Regions from separate parts of the Homo sapiens genome. Here region 1 is linked to region 2. A link is a contact called in ENCODE Hi-C or POLR2A ChIA-PET data. All regions are on one chromosome and are shown on one strand. The core of a region is the stretch at or near the end of the contact, and the rest is flanking DNA. Distances in the headings are between cores, read along the strand shown.

Region 1 (7,082 bases), core at 845-3,344, 470 kb before region 2:
AGGCTATGTTAAATGAATTTAGAATCCCAGTATTTTAAGAAACTAGATGAAGTCCTCTAGTCTCTTGCTCCTCAAAAAGTCACCTACAGAATCACCCAGGAGCTTGTTGGAAATGCAGAATCTTAGGTCCTGCCCCAGAATTGGAATCAATCTGTTTTTTTAACAAGATCATCAGATATTTTGTATGCATATCAATTTTTGAAAAGCACTGCTGTAATCTAGTCTTGGATTTACTTAGAGGGGAAAACTAGTCAGTGGTTTATTCAACAAATATTTTAGTCCTTGTGTTCAAAGGGGTCAATTAAAAACCGTGTTTTGGGTGTTTAAAATTAGAGGAGAAACGATTTGTCATAAAATGAATCTTCCAACAATGATAGGCACAGGGTCCTTTGGGACTTAGTGGATTAGGCTTAGAGGTCTACTCAGAGGAGCTGACCCTTGAGATTTTCCAGGTGGTCAAAGAAAAGAATAGCATTTCATGCAGAAGAGCTAGCATATGTGGAGACAAATAGAAATGTGAAGATGGCATGTTTGGGGTTTTTGCAAGCATGATACAGCAGAGCATGCCATCCTAATAAGAGAAGTGGCCGGGTGTGGTGGCTCAACCTGTAATCCCAACACTTTGGGGGACCGAGGTGGGTGGATCATGAGGTCAGGAGTTCGAGACCAGCCTGACAAATATGGTGAAACCCCGTCTCTACTAAAAATACAAAAATTAGCTGGCATGGTGGCGGGCGGCCGAGGTTGTAGTGAGATCGCGCCACTGCACTCCAGCCTGGGCAACAGAGTGAGACTTCGTTTCAAAAAAAAAGAGAGAAGCGAGAGACTGGATTGTAAATGTTGCTTTTGTCCTAAAGGTAATGACAGCTCACATTTACTGACTGCACTGTGCCAGACATGGTTGTGAACAGTTCGAGTTAATCTTTTTTATAACCTATGTGGATAGGTACCAATTTTATTATCCCCTTCTCTATAGACAAGGAAATAAGCACAGAATAAGTCATTATATGCAACCAGCGTCCAAGTCCTGGTAGTCAAGGGAGGAGAGTGATTCAAGAATGAGGGAATAATCAATGCAGCAATGAAAATTGAAGGCCAAGTTTCATAAGAGCTGAAAATCCCCACTGGATTTGGCACTTGGATCCCTGGTGAGTTCAGGTGCAATTTTAATTAAAAGCTGTGTGCAGGCCAGATTAAGATGTTTTAAGGAAAGTATGGGAAGTGAGAAAAGAGTCCATATTACTCTTGAAAGTTTGTAAAGGGAAGCAGAAACTTCATGGTATAGGGCAGTGGAGCTCTAGAGTCAGGTCTGGATTTTAATTCTGGTTCTGCCATTTGTGTGTGATGCTGAGTGAACTGTGCTAAACGTCCAAGGAAACCTTTGTTTCCTCATCCAGAAAATGAAACTAATACCTACTTTGTAGGGTTGGTATGAAGATTAAATGAGACTAATGTGTGTGAAGTCCCTGGAATACAGTAGGTACTGTATAAAATGAAATTAAGGTTGTGGAGGGTTTGTTTTTAAAGGTGAGAATGTTCCTAGGTTAAGAAGAAGCTACAGCCTAGAGAGGCTGACAATAAAAAGGGTCTATACTGAGAAGAATGGGGTGGTCTGTGGTTTCACAGCTAGTGAAACCGGCTGTGTCTGGTGCTCACTCCACTCTGCAAGTCAGAAGCAAGAGAAGTCAGCCCCAGAGTTTCTATTTGGAGGAGCTTAGAAACAATCTTAGAAAGTGGGTGCTAAGGCAGATTTCTCTTAAGTATGCCTACCAAGCACACTGCCTCCCTGTCTGGGGTGTGCGATTGGTGGTGGATTGGAAGGGAACTAATGGAGATTGTGGGTACGCTCAAGCCCTTAACAAGCCTCCCTTTTCGCAGATCCTTACCCGAGGGCTCTCTAGCAACTCCAGAGCCCTCTAGATTTTCTTCTCACAAGCTTTCATAACCGTCTCTTTTCGAGGGTTTTCCTCTGCGCAGTTCTTCGCGCGGGACCTCAAAGTGCGTGCCCGCTTCCCTTCCCTGCAGCACTAAAGACAAACCTGGCGGGTCCCCCGGAGCGGTCCCAGGCGCGCGCGCTCGGGAGCCCACGGGCCACACCCGCCTCCTAGCAACCGGAGCTCAGGTTCAGCCTAGAGAGAGAGGAGGCCACCATGGACCAGCCAGCCGTCGCCACCGCTTCCACCTCAATAAGGGAAGACCTGGTGGGTGGAGAATCATTCATCACAGCTTCGGTAAGATGGCCTGCCCCTTGCCGGCCTGGCTCCTGCTCCCCTCACCAGGCCCACTACCCTTTTCCCACCGCTCTCTAATCCCAGGCCTTCGTGCCGCTCTCGTTCCCTCTTCCTACCCTTCTCTCCCTGCCCTCACGCACGTCTCCACCTGCGGACCTTCCTTCCTGGTCTTTATTGGACATTTCCTTTGTTTTATTTCTTTTCCCCTTGCTTCTTCCCTTTTCCTTCTCCTTCGCCCTTTGTTTTCTGTATTTTTCCCTTCTTCCCACTACTAATTAAACTGGACAACTGCTTTAATATGGTGATTGGATTTCTTTCCCTTTCCGCTCCATCTGCCGGAAGACTGGGTTTTTCCTTCTGTAGTTTTACTAGACACGTTTTGCTCCGCCTCCTACTTTAATATTTATAAAAATATTTGAAGCTACTTTTGCTACGTTTTTCTTTTAGAGTCTCGCTCTGTCACCCAGGCAGGAGTGCAGCGGTGTGATCTCGGCTCACTGCAACCTCCGCCTCCCGGGTTCAAGGGATTCTCCTGCCTCAGCCTCCCGCGTAGCTGGGATTACAGGCATGCACCGCCATGGCTGGCCTTTGTTACATTTTAAAATAAATGTGGGTGAGGGTTGTTTAACCTAATCTTTTATCTTTCCCCTTAGAGTGAATTTAAAGTGGTAGATAGATGGAATTTAGATCACCTGTCTTGGGCAAAACAAAACAGCAGCTGCCAATTGTCTTCCATTAGATTGATCGCGTTTACTTCTCTCTCCTTCCCATCTCATTTTCCTTATTCTGGGGTAGGGGTGGGAGGCCTGTCTTGACCTGCCTGAGAAAGTTGTATTTCTGTGACTATAAAAGTGCAACAGAGAAGATTCAACATAAATCTCGCGAAGAAGTATCAAAGAAGAAGCTCAGCTTTAGCAGTGTCATGAGAAAATGTTTTTTAAAGAAATTAACATATTTCATAATAAAATAAAGCCCAGTGGTACTCATAAGTACAGTAGATTTAAGTTACTAGACAGGAAGAATGAATTATATCAGTTTTACTGATTATTACTTTTAATGCAGTCCTGCTTGATGACCTATATTTTATAGTAATAAAGGCATTATAAATGAAAGGAGAACTCAACATTTTAATGATTTTATCTAGGACAAACAGCAATATACTAAACGGTTGTGTTCTGTGGACAATGGGCTGAAATAAATATGAAATAATAATGGATGAATGGGTATAGAGTACTAAATATGAAGACAAAAGCTTCCTTGGAAACTGAGGAATACCAAAATAATCAGCTTCTTAACTTGGCAAATGGGATGTTAAAAATTAAAGCTACCATTTATTAAGCACTGATTGTATATGCAAGTCTTTATAAGTACAATGCCTTAGTCTTTTTTTTCCCCCTGAGGTGGCTTCTTGCTTTGTCGCCCAGGCTGGAGTTGCAGTGATGTGATCTCGGCCCACTGCAACCTCTGCCTACGGAGTTCAAGTGATTCTCGTGCCTCAGCCTCATGAGTAGGGATTACAGCCTTCTGAGGAGGGATTACAGGCATGTGCCACCATGCCCAGCTAATGTTTTTGTATTTTTAGTACAGATAGGGTTTCAACATGTTGGCCAGGCTGGTCTTAAACTCCTGGCCTCAAGAGATCCACCCAACTTGGCCTCCCAAAGTGCTGAGATTACAGGCGTGAGCCACCACATCTGGCATACAATGCTTTATTCTCATGCCAACTCTGGTAGTGCCTTATTTTTATACTACTGTGAGGAAGCACGAGGGTTGGGTAACTCACCCAGTGCACCTAGCTGGTAAGTGGCAGAGCTGAGTTCCAGCCTAAGTCGGTCTGGCTTCAAGCCTAACTCTTTTCTTCCTAAGGACACCACATTTTGTCACATTTAAGATACTTACAACATCTCTGTGAGATGGGGGTGTTTATTACTCTAATTTTATCAAAGGGAATTTAGTTATTTGAAAGGACTTAAGACCATAAAATAACAATTTAAGGAAATATGGGCAAATTTATTATTATGTAGCTTTTATTTTAATGAAGACATATCAGTTGGGTATGGGTGTGAATTTCTTCAAGCAAATGTTTTATAAATTATATTTAATTTCAAGGGATCACCTCTCAAATGAATAAGCATACTTTGTGTTTGTTAACAGAAACCAGCCCAAAAGACTTCCTCTTTTGAAAGAGAAGGATGGTGGAGAATAGCATTAACAGTATGTACATTGTTCAGTCTTTCCTATTCACATTATTCCTATTCCATTAATATTTTAATCAATTATAGCTTTTAAGACTAACACTAAATTGTAAGAAAACAGTGATTGTTCAGATCTGCATGGACCTCATGTCATACTTAAAATTTTAGTGTCAGCATATGAATAAGAAACTAACTTTTAATTTTGAATGCAATAGAAGCTTGGGAAAGTTAAACAATTCTAGAAATCTAGGTGCTTTACAGAATATCTAGATAAGGCTAACCTATGCTCTTATGATCTGGGTGAGATTGCAAAACAAAAAAAGCATACATTCTGGAAAGGTGTTTTGGTTTCAGTTTTTATCTTATATGGTAAAGACCTTCTGCAAATGGTTCTTAATATGGTCAATATATGAAAGCAAAATGGTAATATATGGAAGAAAAATGACCAGAAGATCCCCCTCACCAGAGAGTTTCTATATTACAGACATATTTTCTGTCAATGCCCTTCAATAATAGAGGGACTTCATGGGTCAAAGCCTTCTTGGAATTGCAGTAATTTTAAAGGCAGAACTGAGCTGAGTGCTCAGTGGAAAGATGGCCACAAAAGCAGCAGTGACTAAACGTTCAATTCTGGCCATTCAGCCACACTGGTTGTAATTTGAAAGTACCAAACCTCTTATTGGACTAACTAGGCCATATGCTCTGCCAGTTTATCCTGGTGTCATGTCATTATCCTTCAGCTTCCCACTTGAGGGCTAGAGAGAAACATCCTACATTGGCTAAGCAGATGTAGGATAGCTTCTAGTTAGCCAAGAGACTATCCTGAGTGGTCTCACTAGAGGTCTGAAATTCATAGTCAAGCTTGAATCCCAAAGTTGAATCACCGAAGTTGCCTTTTAAAAACTTAAATTTCGGCCGGGCCTGGTGGCTCACGCCTGTAATCCCAGCACTTTGGGATGCCAAGGCGGGCGGATCACAAGGTCAGGAGATCTAGACCATCCTGGCTAACACAGTGAAACCCTGTCTCTACTAAAAATACAAAAAAAAAAAAAAAAACAAAACAAAAAACTAGCCGGGCGTAGTGGCTGATGCCTGTAGTCCCAGCTACTTGGGAGGCTGAGGCAGGAGAATGGCATGAACCTGGGAGGCGGAGCTTGCAGTGAGCCTAGATTGTGCCACTGCACTCCAGCCTGGGTGACAGAGTGGGACTCTGTCTCAAAAAAAAAAAAAAGTTAAATTTCAACTCTAACCCGTTTGCTTTAATTCAGCAATTATTTCAGAAAGGAAATAATCATGATTTTGAAATACTCTTCTGTCAAGAGTGTTTACTGTATTTGATATAATTTCATTAAACTTGAAAACAAAGAGAGATGTTACTTGGGAGCTTCCCATCCAAGAATGGTGTTTTAGGAGAAGTTACATGTTTACACAATCTTAAAACTGATGTCAATTTTCCACAGGATACTCCTATACCTGGCACTTACCACTTGAAAACTTTTATTGAAGAATCCCTATTAAATCCAGTGATAGCAACCTACAATTTTAAAAACGAAGGAAGGAAAAAGCCACCTCTTGTGCAAAGAAACAATCCAGTCCTAAATGATCTTCCGCAGTATATGCCTCCTGACTTCCTGGACCTGTTAAAGAAGCAAGTGGCTACTTACTCATTCAAAGACAAACCACGGCCAAGCCCCAGCACACTAGTTGACAAAGATCAGGTAAAGCGCTACTGGCAGATTGCTTTGTGTGGGAAAGCTACTAAGAGCCCCTGAGGAAAGTATTTTTATACGTAGAGTATATCTTCCCCCAGGAGAAATGGAAAACCTTTAAGATGTCTTATTTCCCGTAGAAATCAAACAAGGACTGCCTGATTTGCAAATGTTTCCAGTAAGATTTTTCCCTATAACATCTTCTTAACCTAAGGGGAGTACATGGGGAGAAATGTTTTCCTCTTGGGCAACTCTTGGTGGGATTCCCCTAGCCTGGAGAGCACCTGGGATCTTATCTGTCATTGGGCTATGCTCTTATCTCTTCAAGCAGTATATGTGGTGAACCCTCTTCTTTTAAAGAGAAAACCCTGCCTCTCGGGGAGTATCCTTATTAGAGCATAAATATAACTACATACCACAGGGAAGCTTTTAAAAACTTTTCTTATAGAAATGACCCATCTCTACAAAAAATAAAGAAAAATAGCCGGGTGTAGTAGTGCATGCCTGTGGTCCCAACTACTCTGGAAGCTGAGGTGGGAGGATCACTTGAGGCCAGGTGTTGTAGATCAGCCCGGGCAATATAACAAGCCCTCAACTCTTTAAAAAAAAAAAAAAAATAGCTACTTGGGAAGCCAGGGCAGGAGGATCCCTTGAGCCTGGGAGTTTGAGGCTGCAGTGAGCTATGATTATATGACTGTACCCCAGCCTGGGTGACAGAGTGACATGCTGTCTCTAAAAATATTTTTTTTAATTAAAAAAAAAAAGAAAAGAAGTGAGCATGTGGTCCCAGGAGGGTCAGCTTCTACTCTCAGCTCCACCAGTTCATTTGTAGCATTGATAATAAAGAGCACTACTGAGCTCACAGCCCTGCACTAGGCTCTGCGGAAGGAAGATGTTCCTGACCCAGAGGTATTTAAGCAACAATACAGGACAGAGTTTATCAAGTG
Region 2 (7,030 bases), core at 1,088-3,587:
ATTGAAATCAAAGAAGCAAGTGGGGCCAGATCATGCAGAACTTTGAAGGTCAGGGTGAATAGTTTAAATTTTAGTCTAATTGTAACAGGAAACCATTGAAGGGTTTTAAGCAGAGATGTGATATGACTTATTTTTTAAAAGAGTGCTCTGGGCTAGATACAGTGGCTCATGCCTGTAATTCCAACACTTTGGGAGGCCTAGATGGGAGGATCCCTTGAGCCCAGGAGTTTGAGGCTGCAGTGAGCTGTGATCACACCACTGCACTCCTCCCTGGGTGATGGAGCAAGACCCTGTCTCTAAAACAACAATAAAGATTGCTTCATCTGCATATGGAGAATGCATCCTGGGGTCTTTGGGAGTGAGGATCAGAAGGAAGATTAGTTGTTTTGGTTCAGACTACAGATGTCAGTGGTCTGGATTAGGGTGGTAACACTGAAAATGGTGAAGAGAAGTGGGTTTTAATGTATGTTTTGCAGGTAGAACCGAAAAGTCTTATTTAATGGGGTGAGTGAGGGAAAGACATTCAATATGACTCTTAGGACTTTGGCCTAAGCAATTCGGTGGATGAAATACCAGTTTGTAGAGTGCCAGTCTTGTGGCAGGCACTGTGATAGATTCTGAGAATACAAAACTCAATGAATAAGACACATTGCTTGCCCTCAAAAAACTCAGTCTAGTGGAAAAGACTGCCTCATACCCCAGTGATTCCCATGGAATGTTTTAAGCTCAATAACTAAGCTACACACAGGTGATCATGAGGGCATCGAGAAGGAACCCAGTCCAGACACGTGAACCAGGAGTCTCACCCTCTTGGGAAGATAACTAGGGAACTATCTTGGCATTTATGAATATATGCAATAACCCACATTCTTAGTAAAGCTTTAATTTAACTCTTTATTATATTAATAAAGTATAATCATTGTCATCAGCATCTTCCAGAATCTCTGATTTCTTAGAGGAAAGAAAGCTGTGAAAAGATAGCCAAGTGCACTGAAGATATTAGACAGGCCAGGTGCTCAGCGAATGGGACACTCAGAGAATGGGAATCAGTATGGTCTGGGTTTCTGTTGCAGCCCCCAACTTGACCCCTACCGAAAAGATGCCTTTCGTTGTGGAGGGTGGATTCAGGTTTTCTGTTGTGGTTTTAAAAGCAACTACAGCTCCTGTGAAGTTTCCCTCTGACTCCTTTAATGACTTCTTTCAAGCATTTTCCTTTTTAATATTTATTTATATTTAACCAGCTGATACATTCACATTTTACAAATCAAAACCCCATCCATGGTTTTGCTTTCTGTGATTTGTTACCTCTAGTCAACTGTGGTCTGAAAACATTCGATGGAAAATTCCAGGAATAAACAATTCAAAAGTTTTACATTTCACGTCGTTCTGAGTAGCGTGATAAAATTTCCCATCATCCCACTCTATCCCATCCAGCAGGATGTGAATCATCCCTGTACCCACCCATTAGTCACTTAGTAGCATCTCGCTTATCAGATTGACCATCGCTGTATTGCAGTGTTTCTCTTCAAAGAACCCTTATTTTACTCAAAAATGGCCCCAAAGCACAAGAGTAGGGAAGCTGGAAATTCAGATATGTCAAAAGAGAAGCTGAAAAATGCTCCTTTAAGTAAAAAGGTGAAAATTCTCAAAGAAAGAAAACAAAATAGTAGGCTGAGGTTGCTCAAATCTGCAGTACAATAAGGTATTTTGAGAGAAAAAGAGAGACCATTCACATAACTTGTATCACAGCATATTGTAATTGTCCTGTTTTATTATTAGTTGTTCAAATCTCTTACTGTGCCTAATTTATAAATTATAGTTTATCATAGGTATGCATTTATAGGAAAAAACATAGTATATATAGGGTTCAGTATCATTTGCAGCTTCAGGCATCTACGGGGGGTCTTGAAACACATCCCCAAGGGGGATCAGGGGAGACTACTGTAAAAAGGTGGAGTGGAAAGTCTCTCTCCTTCTTTGTAAGAGCTGGCCATGAAAAATAAAAAAGTCTCTCTCCTACCCTGCCCTTTCACTCTGTTCTCCCCCTTAACACACTCTCATAGGTAGAGCTATCTATTTATATTGGTTTGTCTGTATATCCTTTCGGTGTTTCTTCATACAAGTACAAGCAATTCTTACATTTCTTCTCTTCCCCCTTCTTACAGAGGAGGTAGCATATTGTATCCCTGATCTGTATCTTGCTTTTCTAACAATGTTCCTTGGGGATCTTTTATATCAATACTAAGAGAGCTTCCTCATTCTTTCAACATCTGCATGGCGTTACACTGCATGATGTGCCATAGTTTATTTAATCGTTCCCCTCTTGACGAACACTTGGGTTGTTTCCAGTCGTTGCTATTTCTTACAAACAATTCTGTAGTGAATAACCTGGCACATCTCTGCAAATATATCCTTATGATAAATCCCCAGAGGTCTCCCAAACTGTAATAAACTGATAACATCTTCCAAAGGAATGTTCTAAGATGTTGGGACTCCAAATTAGAACCTCAGTTTTCCAAGAATTAACTTTCTCATTTCATTAAGAGTACCCTGTACAGGCCAGCGCGGTGGTTCACGCCTGTAATCCCAGCACTTTGGGAGGCTGAGGTAGGCGGATCACGAGGTCAGGAGTACGAGACCAGTCTGGCCAATGTGGTGAAACCCCGTCTCTACTAAAAATACAAAAATTATCCAGGCGTGGTGGCGTGTGCCTGTAATCCCAGCTACTCAGGAGGGTGAGGCAGAAGAATTGCTTGAACCCAGGAGGCAGAGGTTGCAATGAGCCGAGATCGTGCCACTGCACTCCAGCCTGGGTGACAGAGTGAGACTCCGTCAAAAAAAAAAAGAGTACCCTGTACATTCTTTATGGGTTTTGTTTTGATTTTGTTTTGTTTTGTTTCTGAGACAAGAGTCTTGCTCTGTCATCCAGGCTGGAGTGCAGTGGCACCATCTCAGCTCACTGCAACCTCTGTCTCCCAGGTTAAAGTGATTCTCATGCCTCAGCCTCCTGAGTAGCTGCGATTACAGGCGCCCACCACCATGCCCAGCTAATTTTTGAATTTTTAGTAGAGACAGGGTTTTGCCATGTTGGCCAAGCTGGTCTCAAGCTCCTGGCCTCAAGTGATCCACCAGCCTTGGCCTCCCAAAGTGCTGGGAGTACAGGCATGAGCCACCGCACCCAGCCATATTTTTTCTAATAAGGAACATTTAAAAATATTTAATCTGCCTCTCCTGCAACCAGTAATAGTTGGAATGATGCTTTAAAAGGGAAGAAAAAAAAAACTCAGAGAGAATAAAATTCAATTTGATTACGCCCCAGCTAATGAATTGCATCCTCTAGAAAACTTGCATTTTCTTAATTCAACATATAGAAGCATCTCTGGAATGAAGTCTCAAATAGGATTGATGGGTTTGGAATTGAAAACTTGTAAGGTATTCCCCACCTGAAACAGCTCTAGTGCTACCCTAGCCCCAGGGCCAAATACCCTTTGACCATTTTTCATTAGCATTCCTTCTCATTTCCCTTAGTAATTTTTCATTTTCCCATAGTTGCTTTTGGAAAATAGATTTTAGGGCTTGGTGAAGTGGGTAGACTTTTGTAAATGTGCTTTATAACTGGGCCATGTAGAGCAGGTATTCTATCTTTACATTAGTTCCCCCCTCTACTCCCAAAAGACCTTTTCTTATTTATCAGATTACAGATATACAAGATGAGGATAGAAGGATCCTAAACTTACATGAGTTCTTTGCGAGAATATATACAGATGTAGAAATGTGCATGAGTGATGTGGTAGTGTGAGCTGCCATTTAAAAAATATATACATCTTAAGAAGCTAGCCCAGCCACATCACTATCATTTTTATTTTATTTTTTATTTTCTATTTTTTTGACACAGAGTCTCACCCTGTCACCAAGGCTGGAGTGCAGTGGTGCAATCATGGCTTACTGCAGCCTCAACCTCCTGAACTCACGAGGTTCCCTCCCTCCTCAGCCTCCCAATAGCTGGGACTATAGGCACGTGCCTCCACACCCGGCTAAATTTTTGTATTTTTGGTAGAGACAGGGTTTCACCATGTTGTGCAGGCTAGTCTTGAACTCCTGGGCTCAAGTGATCCACTCACCTTGGCCTCCCAAAGTGCTGGGATTACAGGCGTGAGCCAACACGCCTGGCCACTATCATTATTAGAAAATAAAATTATCTTTCCACATAGAATTTCTCTTTGGTTCTGTTTCATGTGTATGGAGGTTTTTTTGTTTTGTGTTTTTCTTGTTTAATTATAGCATAAGAGAAAGTATTTAAAAATAGAAAATGAGGTTAACAAGATACAGCAAATAACCATCCAGAAAGTTTTTCTTAGCTCCAGTGCACGTCAGAAATCACAAAATCTACAAATTATAGAACGGTCCAAACTCTCTGAAGAGTATCTAGTCCAATTCTAGTTGAAACTATCTTCCATTTTTTAAATGGTACAGTCTATCCTTTACCTATTACCTTTTTTTCTTCCTCAGCTGGTAAGACTTGGACTTTATCTATCCAGAATTCCCCCTTATGTGAAAAATAGTATTTTCTGAAATTATTTGTGCACATAGTCCCAATGTCTGTTGAGAATATCAGTTCTACTGACCACACTCTCATGGTCTTCAGGGAACTATGGTCCTCCCTTACTCACGGTCCATGGGATTGACAAGGGGAGTGATGTCCCCACATCTAATCCTTCCCTGCCTGCCTTAGGGGTGAAGCATGTGACTTTGGCCTATACCATCTAGTATGTCCTATTCCCCCAGTCACAATAATCCATTCTGGACTCACAAGAAAAAGTCAACTTGGGTCTGAGCCTAGGTGCAAGTAGTCCCTGGAGTAGCTTGCATCCATATTGGGCATACAAAAGGTGAACTTGCCCAAAGATGGAACCAATATTGAAGATGCTGAATTGAGAATGGAGAGAGAGAAATCAGGTCCTGGGTCACTGTTGGAGCCCTAGATCAAGCTTCACCTCAATCAGATGCCCTAAATTGTTCAGTTACAAGAACCAATAAATTAACCTTTTTGAACTTTTCTTCCTTTTTAAGTTTTTATTTATTTTTATTTATTTATTTATTTTGAGATGGGCATCTTGCTATGTGGCCCAGGCTGGTCTCGAGCTCCTGAGCTCAAGTGATTCCCCCCTTCTTGGCCTCCCAAAGTGCTAGGATAACAGGCACGAGCCACTGTGCCCAGCCAAATTCACCTTTTCCATTAAGTTAGTTTGGATTACGTTTTTAAATCTCTGGCAGAGGATTTTTAGTTGATGTAATATCTTCAAGCAAAATTAGGCAAATTAAACTCATGGTGTTCCCATGGTTTGACAAATGATTTCTCTAGGTAATTCCCAGAGTCTGCTTTTCATGGTAGGAATAATGCTACTATTGCAGCCCTGCCCAAGGACTGAACACCAACCCAGGCCAGAATTCCTTCCCCTTCCTCCGAGGACTCCTCCAGGTCTATGATTAAACTCAGCCCACTGGTGAAGTTAAAGAAGGAAGGGAACAGATGGTAACCTGAGGGAATTAAGCCAATTTACTTTAGGGGTCAGTTGCAGTTCACATTCAGCAGTGAATGAAGTTGTTTGAATCAGTTTCTGGTTCAGGCCTGTAATCATCTGGACGGATACAAAATTCTTCACGTGGGACAAATATTTGGAGGGTTAAAATGTTATTCCAATTTGAGAGAACTAGGAAACATGGAATCAGGTAGCACCTGTCTTACCAGGTCTTTAGTACTGAACGCATATGAGCAGGGTAGAGGGACATTGATAACATAGTTAACACTTCAAAAAGTGAGTCTAGACTGCATCCAAAATAAGCAGTGTCATAAAGCCTGCCCTTTGGATTTACTTTTAATATTTCTAATCCACATGAGAGCATACTTTGAAATACATCCTATAGCGGCCACTAAGTTACTAAAATATAAATTAAAACATCTTTTGTCATTTTTGCCTCTTTTAGAGGAACAAGATTTTTATAGGTGAAACATTGATAGCCTGTATTTGAAAATTATTTCTAGTTAGAGTGATATTTCATCAGTATCTTAAGGCCTTAAGACCTAGTGTGCAGTCTTGGGACAGAATTATTCTCTGGGAAATGTCATTAAAAACATAGGCTCAGAATATCAAATAGACCACTTTAAACTACTTCAGGTAATCTATTGAATATGCTTTGATATGAAGGATCATTTGTTCCATTGCTTCCATAATTTTTTTAAAATTTCAAGACACTTACAAAATGCTCAGCTTTTTCTAGCATATATTTTGTGAGTGGGTGGTATGCAAACAAAAGATAGAATGACAGATGCCATCTATATATTTTACAAAAACACCTCTTGCTTATGCATGTGTAAGCAGAAGTTGGATTTGACAAGATGCAAAAAGATGTCTTACAGATGGTACATGTTAGCAGGACAGGTCTTCCCAAACTGATGGAGCCATCAAAACAGTTGTCATGAATATGTGGACGTCTGTCACACCTGTTCTTCTGCAAAGAAATGCCCTCTTGTAAATATGACCAAATTTTCAGAGAGGCCCAAGGTTAGCTAAGCTTAGTTCACTTTTCCATTAGCTCAAGAGAGACTATGGCTACCAAAGTGGATTGCATGTCTTTTTGTGGTTCTGAGATTCTTGAGTGTTCCTTGGTTTTGTATTATTTACAGTTAAAGTTTAAGATTAAAATTCTTTTACTTGGCCCTCAAAAGAGTAACCATAATTAATCTTATAGCATTAAATTCATTGGCAATCTGCTTTGGAGGGAATAAACTCATGTTCTGCAAAAGGGCTTGGATATACAGAATTTCAATGCTTCAAATGATGTAATTGTCTATAATATTTAGCCTGCCATTTTTAGTTTGGTATTCGTATAATATGAGATTTCGAAGAAAAAGCTAAAGAGAGGCTAATTTGCTTGGTAGTGCTTCTGTTCTTTTGTTCTTTTAGAATCTAAAATTAACCAACATCTGCAGTGTCAACAAGGACTCCATATGGCATTCAAGTTTGTACTT

Evidence for each region. Hi-C counts contacts between places; a loop is a spot of excess contacts on that map. ChIA-PET counts read pairs that join two places held with the same protein, here RNA polymerase II (POLR2A).
Region 1: a loop to region 2 is called in a map with no recorded cell type, with 2.6 times the contacts of the local background. The contact joins the promoter of STPG4 here to the enhancer-like site in region 2. A Hi-C loop is called at or near these places in 1 of 37 single-sample maps with no recorded cell type. POLR2A ChIA-PET finds 5 or more read pairs at or near these places in 2 of 52 experiments (A549 and PC-9).

The regions. Positions count from the first base shown.
Region 1 is chr2:47,150,320-47,157,401 of GRCh38, reverse strand. It overlaps STPG4 (sperm-tail PG-rich repeat containing 4), which reads left to right and starts at 2,094. Exons shown (of 7, transcript NM_001163561.2): 1 at 2,094-2,231; 2 at 4,386-4,445; 3 at 5,887-6,144. The coding sequence starts at 2,151. RefSeq lists an enhancer at 1,417-1,576.
Region 2 is chr2:46,685,483-46,692,512 of GRCh38, reverse strand. No RefSeq gene overlaps it. Among named protein-coding and RNA genes, the nearest start is that of SOCS5, 10 kb to the left of the region's middle. Within about 2 kb of position 2,337, at least 3 of the 41 ENCODE cell types and tissues checked have a DNase peak (open chromatin) inside an H3K27ac peak, as active enhancers do.